Regions from separate parts of the Homo sapiens genome. Here region 1 is linked to region 2. Evidence: read pairs that join two places in POLR2A ChIA-PET (ENCODE). Cell type or tissue: MCF 10A. All regions are shown on one strand. Links, peaks and the distances in the headings refer to the core of each region. The heading gives the core; the rest is flanking DNA.

What was found. ChIA-PET counts read pairs that join two places held together with the same protein. Peaks named below come from ENCODE experiments on the same cell type or tissue, not always from the same donor. Only the 100,000 strongest peaks of a DNase experiment are listed, where the experiment ranks them.
Region 1: POLR2A ChIA-PET joins it to region 2 with 5 read pairs; 2 of 35 experiments call an interaction of 5 or more read pairs at or near these places.

What each region holds. Positions count from the first base shown.
Region 1 is chr2:169,594,138-169,599,371 of GRCh38, forward strand. The region is part of intron 1 of PPIG (peptidylprolyl isomerase G); the gene reads left to right. Among named protein-coding and RNA genes, the nearest start is that of PPIG, 12 kb to the left of the region's middle. In MCF 10A, for the core only: no CTCF peak of the experiment used is centred there; no DNase peak of the experiment used is centred there.
Region 2 is chr2:169,048,608-169,054,113 of GRCh38, forward strand. No RefSeq gene overlaps it. Among named protein-coding and RNA genes, the nearest start is that of DHRS9, 18 kb to the right of the region's middle. In MCF 10A, for the core only: no CTCF peak of the experiment used is centred there; a DNase peak (open chromatin) is centred at 2,314.

The DNA.
Region 1 (5,234 bases), core at 1-5,000, 550 kb after region 2:
GTAGTTCCTCATAATAGATTTCCAACAGTTGAATTTTACTGGTTCAAAGTATAAACACTTATGAATTTCTCATATTCTTAAATTTCAAAGGAGTTGTATATGATCACTAGTAGTAGTATAAATTCCTGTTTCCATTTGTACATGTGTTGAGAGTTATTCTTTTAAAAGATCTTTGCTGTTGATAGGCAAAAAAAAAAAAACGCATTTTATTAGTACTTTTTTAAAAATAATTGTTTCCTGATTACGAAATTGAAGAAAAATTGGAAAACAAATACATTAAAAATTACCCTTAAACCCATGGCCCACACATGATGATTGCTAACATTATGGTGTAAATCCTGTCTTTTTAATGTGCTTACTGATACGTGTGAAATTGGGATTTTATAGTCTGTATTGTTTACTAACTTGCTTTTTTCACCTGGTATGACTATTTTGTCATTCATGAACAATCTGGTAATTTTTCTTCTTCAGTTTTACTCTTTCTTTTCTTTTTTTTTTTTTTTTTTTTTGAGACAGAGTCTCTGTCACCCAGGCTGGAGTGCAGTGGCACAATCTCGGCTCACTGCAATCTCCACCTCCTGGGTTTAAGAGATTCTCCTGTCCCAGCCTCCCAAGTAGCTGGGATTACAGGTGCACATCACTACGCTCAGCTAATTTTTTTGTATTTTTTAGTGGAGACGGAATTTCACCATGTTGGGCTGGCTAGTCTTGAACTCCTGACCTCAAGTGATGCCTTGGCCTCCCAAAGTGCTGGGACTACAGGCGTGAGACACCATGCCTGGCAGTTTTATTTTATTTTATTTTATTTTGAGATGGAGTCTCACTCTGTTGCCCAAGCTGGAGTGCAGTGGCATGATCTCAGCTCACTACAACCTCCGCCTCCCGGGTTCAAGCGATTCTCCTGCCTCAGCCTCCTGAGTAACTGGGATTACAGGTGCCCACCACCTCATGCAGCTCATTTCTGTATTTTTAGTAGAGATGGAGTTTGCCATGTTGGCCAGGCTGTTCTCGAACTCTTGACCTCAGGTGGTCCACCCGCCTCAGAGTGCTGGGATTATAGGCGTGAGCCACTGCGCCTGGCCTATTCATTTTTATAGTAAGTTTTTTCAGTGTCTTAAAAGTTACCCTTTTCTTAATTTTTAATTTTTGTGGGTACATAGTAGGTATATTTATGGGTTACGTGAGATATTTTGATACAGGCATGCAATGCATAATGATCACGTTAGACTGAATGAAGTATCCGTCTTCTCAAGCATTTATCCTTTTTGTTACAAACAATCCAGTTATACTCTTTATTTTTAAATATACAATTAAATTTTTTTTGAGTATCGTTAGTCACCCCATTGTGCTAGCAAACACTAGGTTTTATTGATTCTTAACTATTTTTTTGCACCCATTAACCATCCTCACTTCCAGTCCCCATTACCCTCTCAAGTGTCTAGTAACAGTCTCTCTACTCTCTTATCTCCAAGAGTTCAATTGTTTAAATTTTTAGCTCCCACAAATAAGTGAGAACATGTGAAGTTTGTCCTTCTGTGCCTGGCTTATTTTACTTACTATAATGACCTTCCAGTTCCATCCATGTTGTTACAAATAACAGGATCTTATTCTTTTTAATGGTTAAATAGTACTCCGTTGTGTATATGTATCACAGTTTTTTGTTTTGTTTTGTTTTTTGCTTTTGAGACTGAGTTTCGCTCTTGTTGCCCAGGCTGGAGTGCAGTGGCGCGATCTTGGCTCACTGCAAGCTCTGCCTCCCGGGTTCAAGCGATTCTCCTGCCTCAGCCTTCCCGAGTAGCTGGGATTACAGGCGTGTGCCACTACGCCCGGCTAATTTTGTATTTTTAGTAGAGATGGGGTTTCTCCATGTTGGTCAGGCTGGTCTTGAACTCCTGACCTCAGATGATCCACCCGCCTCGGCCTCCCAAAGTGCTGGGATTACAGGCCTGAGCCACTGCGCCCGGCCTTTTTGTTTGTTTTTTTGAGACGGAGTCTCACTCTTGCCCAGGCTGGAGTGCAGTGGCGCGATCTTGGCTCACTGCAACCTCTGTCTGCCCTCTGGGTTCCAGAAATTTTCCTGCCTCAGCCTCCCAGGTAGCTGGGATTACAGGCACACGCCATCATGCCCTGTGAATTTTTGTATTTTTAGTAGAGATGGGGTTTCATCATGTTGGCCAGGCTGGTCTGGAACTCCTGACCTCAAGTGATCCCCCTGCCTCAGCCTCCCAAAGTGCTGGGATTACAGGCGTGAGCCTTCGCACCCGGCCGAAAATTGTGTTTTGAGTGGCCTAAACCCCTAGATCCCAGGGAAACTTTGGCCTTAGGGAAAAGCAGATGGTGCCAGAAGTAATGCCAGCAGAAAGCTCACCTCACCTCCTTTAGACTGCTCAGTGAGGCAGGAAAGCGGAGAACTTTCTTGTAACACTCAGCAGCCTGAAGGGCCTCACTCCCCATGAAACCTAAAGAAAATTGAAGACTTGAAGGCTCCAGGAGTCACCTAATGCAGCAGTCCCCCAACAGTGTCTGCCTTTGGAGCCACGCAACCAGCACTAATATCTCTCCTGGTCCATTTTTTTTTCTGAGACGGAGTCTTACTCTGTTGCCTGGGCTGGAGTGTTGTGGCGCAATCTCAGCTCACTGCAACCTCTGCTTCCCGGGTTTAAGCGATTCTCCTGCCTCAGCCTCCTGAGAGTAGCTGGGACTACAGGCATGCGCCATTACGCTCAGCTCACTTTTGTGTTTTTAGTAGAGACAGGATTTCACCATGTTGGCCAGGGTGGTCTTGAACTCCTGACCTCAGGTAATCTGCCCACCTTCGCCTCCCAAAGTGCTGAGATTACAGGCGGGAGCCACCACACCCAGCCCACATATTCTTTATCTGGTAATCTGTTGATAGATACTTAAGTTACTTCCAAATCTTGGATATTGTAAATAGTGCTGCAATAAACATAGGAGTGAAGATATCTCCTTGATATATGATTTCCTTTCTTTTGAGTGTATACCTAGGAGTGGGATATGTTATAATAATTTTTAATAGATAATATATTCATGTGGTATAAAATTGAAAATATGAGGTTATAAAGTGAAAAATCTTAGCCCTCTTTTCCAGTTACCCATTTTCTCTCTCCCTAGATGCCTTTTTGTTAAGCAAATACATACTTGTAAAATTTAATTTAATTTTGTTTTTGGAGATGGTCTGAGGCTGGAGTGCAGTGATGCTACCATAGCTCACTGCAGCCTCAAAATCCTCGGCTGAAAGAGTCCTCCCACCTGATCCTCCTGAGTAGCTAGGACTGCAGGTGCACGTCACCATGCCTGGCCCCACTTTCGTTTTTCTCTCGTTTTTCTTTTTTCCTTTTCTTTTCTTTTTTTTTTTTTTGAGACAGAGTCTCACTCTGTCACCCAGGCTGGAGTGCACTGGTGCAATTTTGGCTCACCACAACCTCCGCATCCTGAGTTCAAGCAATTCTGTGCCTCAACCTCCCGAGTAGCTGGGACTACAGGCGTGCGCCACCACATCCAGCTAATTATTTATATTTTTAGTAAAGACATGGTTTCGCCATGTTGGCCAGGCTGCTCTCAAACTCCTGATCTCAGGTGATCCACTTGCCTTGACCTCCCAAAGTGCTGGGATTACAAGCATGAGCCACCACGCCCAGCTCTCTCTTCTTTTAAAAATATACAAAGACAGTATATCCTACACACTTCTGTACCTTGCTTGTTTGTTTGTTTGTTTGTTTGTTTGTTTGTTTGTTTGAAATAGAAACAAAGTTCTCCCTATGTTTCCCAGCCTGGTGTTTCAATCCTTCTGCCTCAGCCTTCCTAAGTGCTGGGATTATAAGCATGAGCCACCATGCCTGGGCAACCTTTTTTTTTTTTTTGATACAGGGTCCCACTCTGTCGCCCAATCTGGAGTGCCATGGCACAATCTCAGCTCACTGCAACCTCCGCATCCTGGGCCCAAATGATCCTCCTGCCTCAGCCTCCCAGGTAGCTGGGACTACAGGCATGCATCACTATGCCCAGCTAATTTTTATATTTTCTGTAGAGACGGTTTTGCCATGTTGCCCAGGCTGGTCTCAAACTCCTGGACTCAAGCAATCCACCTGTCTCAGCCTTCTAAAGTGTAAGCCACTGCATCTAGCCTTTTATTTTCTTTTTCTTTTTTTTGGAGAGGTAGTCTTGCTCTGTCGCCCAGGCTGGAGTGCAGTGGCGCGATCTTGGCCCACTGCAAGCTCTGCCTCCCGGGTTCACACCTTTCTCCTGCCTCAGCCTCCTGAGTAGCTGGGACTACAGGCGCCTGCCACCACACCCGGCTAATTTTTTTGTATTTTTAGGGGAGACGGGGTTTCACCGTGTTAGCCAGGATGGTCTCGATCTCCTGACCTTGTGATCCACCCAAAGCGGCCTCCCAAAATGTTGGGATTACAGGCATGAGCCACCGCGCCTGGCTTATTTTCTTTTTCATTTAACAAAATAAGTTAACATTTACAGATTTTAGGAAATAGTTCTCCCTATCTTGGAGACAGCAGTAAATGAACAGATTTCTCATTCTTTCTAATAGCTTTGTACTTTCTACAGGTATACAGTGGTATACCTGATTTATATTTATTAAATTATTTTGTATTATATATCAAATTATATATACATTTATCAAAGTATTATAAATATTTATATTTATATAAATACAGGTAAATATTTATATGTATATAAATACAGGTAAATATATTTATATAAATACAGGTAAATATATTTATGTAAATATAGGTAAATATTTATATTTATATAAATACAGGTTTATATTTCTATAACCTGTTCCTCCTTTATGGACATTTAGGTTTACAGCCTTTTACTACTACAAATTATGGTACATTGAATAACCTTGCACATATCTTATTTTGCGAATGTGTAAGGATGTACATAAAGTAAATTCCTAGAAGTGGAATTACTGAGTCAGAGAGTCTTAAATGCATTTGTAATATGGATATTTGTTGTCAAATTGGCAATCAAGTAATTCTATCAGTTTATCCCTTTACCAGCAGCAACAATAAATGAGGTCATTTTTTATTTTTGTCAATCCAATTGGTGAAAAAATGTTACGTTTGTAATTTTAATATGTAAGATTATGATTTCTCATAGATAGTATTTCATTTCATGGGGGTATTTTTTAAGTAATTCTTACTACTGTACAATTATCTTTTTTCATGTGGCATTTAACACATTTTTTCATGTTA
Region 2 (5,506 bases), core at 204-5,203:
TGGGGTAGCAAGTTTATTCAACAGAGAACTTTCCAAACCTAGAAAAAGATACCAATATTCAAGTACAGGACAGTTAGAGAATGCTAAGCAGATTTAACCCAAAGAAGACTACCTCAAGCCATTTATTAATCAAGTTCCCAAAGGTCAAGTATAAAGAAAAGATCCAAAAAGCAGCAAGAGAAAAGAACAAATAACATAAAATGGAGCTCCAATATGTCTGTCAGCAGACTTTTCAGGGGTTACTTTACAGGTCAGGACAGCATGGCAAGACTTACTTAATGTGCTGAGGCAAGGAACCGTTTATCCTAGAATAGTATATACTGTGAAAATATCCTTCAAACATGAAGGAGAAATAAAGACTTTCCTAGACAAACAAAAGATGAGGGATTTCATCTACATCAGACCTGTCCTATAAGAAATGCTAAAAGGAGTCCTTCAGTCTGAAAGAAAAGGACATTAATGAACAATAAGAAATCATCTGAAGTTGTAAAACTCACCAACAATAATAAGTACACAGAAAAACACAGAATATTATAACACTGTAATTGTGGGGTATAAAATACTCATATCTTGAGTAGAAAGAAAGATGAACGGATCAAAAATAATAACTACAGCTTTCCAAGACAGTACAATAAGTATAAATAGAAACAACAAAAAGTTTAAAAGCAGAGGGATGAAATTAAAATGTAGAATTTGTATTAGTTTTCTCTTTGCTTGTTTGTTTACGCAATCACTGTTAAGTTGTCATCAGTTTAAAATAATGGGTTGTAAGATATTATTTGCAAGCCTCAGGGTAACCTCAAATAAAAAAAAAACGTACAACAGACACACACAAAAAACAAAAAGCAAGAAATTAAAACATACCACCAGAGAAAATTAGCTTCACTAAAAGGAAGACAGGAAAGAAGGAAGAGAACACTACAAATCAACCAGAAAACAGAAAGAAACTCAGACATTTATGGCCAACTGATTTTTGACAAGAGCGCCAAGATCATTCAACAGGGAAATAATAGACTTTCCAACAAAATGGTGCTGGGACTAGTGGATATCCACAAGTTAAAAAAATGAAGTTGGACCACCTATCTCACACTATATACAAAAATTAACTCAAAATAGATCAAAGACCTAAATCTAAGAGCCAAAATGATAAAACTCAGAAGAAAATATATGGGCAAATCTTTATGACCTCAGTTTGGCAGTGGTTCTTAAATATGACACCAAAAGCACAAGCAACAAAAGAAGGAAGATAAAAATCGGACTTCATCAAAATTTGAAACTTTTTTGCATCAAAGGATACTGTCAAGAGAGTAAAAAACAACCTATAGAATAGAAGAAAATACTTGCAAATCAAATATCTGATAAGGCTCTGGTGTCCAGAATATATAAACAGGGTGTTCAGCATTAGGGAAGTGCAAATCAAAACCACAGTGAGATATCACTTTACACCCACTAGGATGCCCAAAGTTAAAAAAAATATAGGTAATAACAAGGGTTGACAAGGATATGGAGAAATTGAAACCTTCATGCATTGCTGGTGGGAATTTAAAATGGTACAGCTGTCTGTTATGAAAAACAGTTTGACAGTTCCTCAATAAGTTAAACATATAATTTCCATATGACCCAGCAATTTCACTCCTAGAGGACATAACCAAAAGAATTGAAAATAGACATTCAAACAAAAATGTGTATGTGTATGTTCATGGCAACTGTATTCATAATAGTCAAAAGCAACCCAAATGTTCATCAGCAGATGAGTAGTTAACCAAAATGTGGCATACAATGGAACATTATTCAACTATAAAAGAAATAAAGTACTGATATATGCTACAACATAAATAAACGTTGAAATATAATTATGTTAAGTGAAAAAAGCTAGACAGAAAAGACCACTTGTTGCATGGTTCCATTCTCTTAATGAAATATCCAGAATGGCATATCCACAGGGAAAGAAGAGATTATTGTTTGCCAGAGATGGAGGGGAGAAGAGAATAGAGAGTGACCGCTTAATGGATGGAGGGTTTTCATTTAGGATAATGAAAAATTTCTGGAACCAGAGAGTGGTAATTATTGCACAATATTGTGAACACACTTAATATCTTTAAATCATGCACCTTAAAATTTTAAATGGTAAATTTTATGTTATGTGTATTTTGCCACACAAAACAAAGAATAGAAACAACTATTCAAATGAACAAAAAGCACCTCCAAGGTAAATTTATATGCTTTATCTAATTGTAAACATTATTTCTAGACTCATCACTTCTACTCATGCAAAGATGACTAAGCAGGAATAAAACAACAAAATATGACGCATACACACAATGATTAATGACAAAAAGGGAAGGTCGTACTTACACTTGAGGTACTCTTGTGGGTTAAATTGTCCTCTCCAACCCCAATTTCTATCTAGAAGCTTCAGGATGTGATTGCATTTGGAGATAGTTCCTTTAAAGGCAGTGACTAAGTTAAAATGAGGCTGTTAGAGTAGGCCTTAATCCAATTTGACTGGTATCCTTGTAAGAAGAGGCATCCTTGTGAGGCATCCTAGCTCACGAAAGACAGTAGGAATGTGCGTTCACAGAGGAAAGACCATGTGAGGACCCAGTGAGAAGGCAGTCATCTACAAGGCAAGGTGAGGCCTCAGAAGAAACTACACCAGCCACCACCCTGATCTCAGACTTCCAGCCTCCAGAATGGTGAGAAAATAAATTTGTGTTGTTTAAGCTATCTTGTCTGTAGTCTTTTATCATGGCAGACCTAATACACTGCTAACAAGTACACAGGCCTAAAAGTGACTAAAATTGACACCAAAAAAAAATTTAGAAAACTGTTTGGCAAACTGAATAGGAAGCAGAGGCATATAAAATAAATGAAATAGGAGTAAAAGACAGGAGGAGAGAAAATCATTATGTGAAAAGATCATAGAAGGAAATAAGGAAGGAGAACAGAAAACTAAAAATGCATTACCATAACAGAATTGAAATCTTCACTATAAACAGTAAACAACAAGCAAACATAAGAAATGGAATCTGTGACATGATATATAAATGTGAGAATTCTTCCAAACTGTAGAACATAAAAATTAGAAAATGATGAAGTAGAGATTATCAATTTAAATTACAGAAAACGGAGACCTACAAGAAGTGCGAAGCTTCCTGAAGAAGTAACAAAGCCAATAAAATTGAACTAATAATCATTTAGTAAATTAACTTTCTGAGTAGAAAAATTTCAAAGTATAAAGATTAAAGGTCAACATAAACAGAACCACCCTTGGTTAATTTCTGGTAAAAATTTCAAATCACAAAAATAGAGAAAAAATTCGGAAAATATTTAAGACAAAAAATGTTCACCTTTGAAATGATCACTTACCATGTTTGACAGTTGTTTAAAAAATTACTGGTGCTATTCTGTTAAAAACTTGATAGTCACGATTAAATAATTTTTCAATTTTTTGTAAATATAGAACACTGTCTTTGCCTAGGGAATCACTAAACATTTGCTTTTTTTATTGTTTAAGCAAATAAACAGTTGCTTGCTGCAGAAAAAATGAGAGTTTTTAATACCAAAGAAATTGAGAAATGATATTTTATATCTTTAGAATCCACATTAAATGACCTGTTAATTACAAAAGACTAATAAAACACCCACTGGCAGATATAGTCAGTTACTAAGCACTCTTAGTGTCATTTTTCAACTTGGAATTGCAAATGACCCCAAAATAACTATGTATAAACATAAGAATTTGCTATATAAGCTTGTATCAATTAGCTTTTGCTGTATAACACACTACCCTAAAGCTTCACTGCTTTAAACAACAACCATTTTACTTGCTGATGTAGAGGAGAAATAATATCTTTTCCTCACCCATCACGAATTTTTATCCCTTTCTCTTGTTAACATGTCTGTTGTTACACGGGAGACCCAAAGAGAAAACCTAAAGACCCAAGGAAAACTGTATTTTTATGGGCAGTGGTGCAGAAGTGTGACTGGAGGACAAAACGGTGTGATCTAATGGTAATAAGCTAGGGGAACTTGACAAGGCCTGTTCAGATTCTTCTTGCACTTCAGGTATAGAACAGGACCCCTCTGGAATGAGGGTCTTATAACCTACTTTCCGGGAATGTAGGTCAGAGAATTCTTTTATGACTTGCTTCAAGAGAGAAAGGTTGGAGAAGGATCGAGAGTAACCTGCCTGATTGTGCAGTTTTCTCAGTTTCCTCCAGCTTAACATACTCCGTATGCCAAGGTGCCGTATTTTGGGTACCATGCTCTGATCCTCAACACTGACAATTCTGCAGGCTAAGAACTGAAGTGACCCAGGCTGGGTGTGGTGACTCACACCTGTAATCCTTGCACTTTGGGAGGCCAAGGAGGGTGGATTGCCTGAGCTCAGGAGTTCAAGACCAGCTTGGGTGACATGGCAAAACCCCGTATCTACTAAAAATACAAAAAATTAGCTGGGCATGGTGGAGTGTGCCTGTAATCCCAGCTACTCAGGAGGCTGAAGCACGAGAACTACTCGAACTCAGGAGGTGAAGGTTGCGGTGAGCCGAGATCATGCCACTGCACTCCAGCCTGGGTAACAGGGGGAGACTCCATCTCAAAAAACAAACAAACAAAAAAAGAATTGAAGTGACCTCAAATGGAAGTCTTACCAAGTACCATATATGTGTCTGCAATCATTGGGCAGCTCAACTGGGCTGAATGGTCTGAAGTGGTTTGGTGTTGGTGTTTGAAGCCACAGGTCTCCAGCAAGCCAGCCCAGACTTCTTTATATGGTGGTAGCATTCCAAGAGGGCAAGCCCTATTGTGCTTTTTTAAGTCTGTGCTTAAATCTTATATGCTGATGTCCCATTGTCCAAAACAAGTAACACTGCCAAACACAGAGCCAATGTGGGAATGAACTACAGATAAGGGCAAGGATATAAAGAGATTTGTGCATTGCAAAAACAATCTACTACAAACTGCATCCATATAAACATGCTTAAAGGGTACAAATTTTAGGAATTCATTGTCAGGAAACAATTACACATAAACAAAATGTTCATTCAAAGATATTCTTCAAAGTATTATTCATAATGATGACAAATTAGAAACAATCTAAATGCCCAATTATAGGACGTTAGCCAAGCAAGCTCATATGATTAACTATGATACAACCATTTTTCAAAAACCACTGGATAAAGGTATATGTATTGATATAAGAAAGTGTTTGGGATAAGCTTATGAAAATTTTTGAATTTTTATTTATCTTATTTTTTTAACTTTTATTTATTTATTATTATTTTATTTTGAGATGGAGTCTCACTGTCTCATCCAAGTTGGAGTGCAGTGGCACAATCTCAGCTCACTGCAACCTTTGTCTTCTAGGTTCAAGTGATTCTCCTGCCTCAGCCTCCCAAGTAGCTGGGATTACAGATGCATGCCACTGTGCCCAGCTAATTTTTGTATTTTTAGAAGAGACGGGTTCCACCATGTTAGCCAGGCTGGTCTTGAACTCCTGACC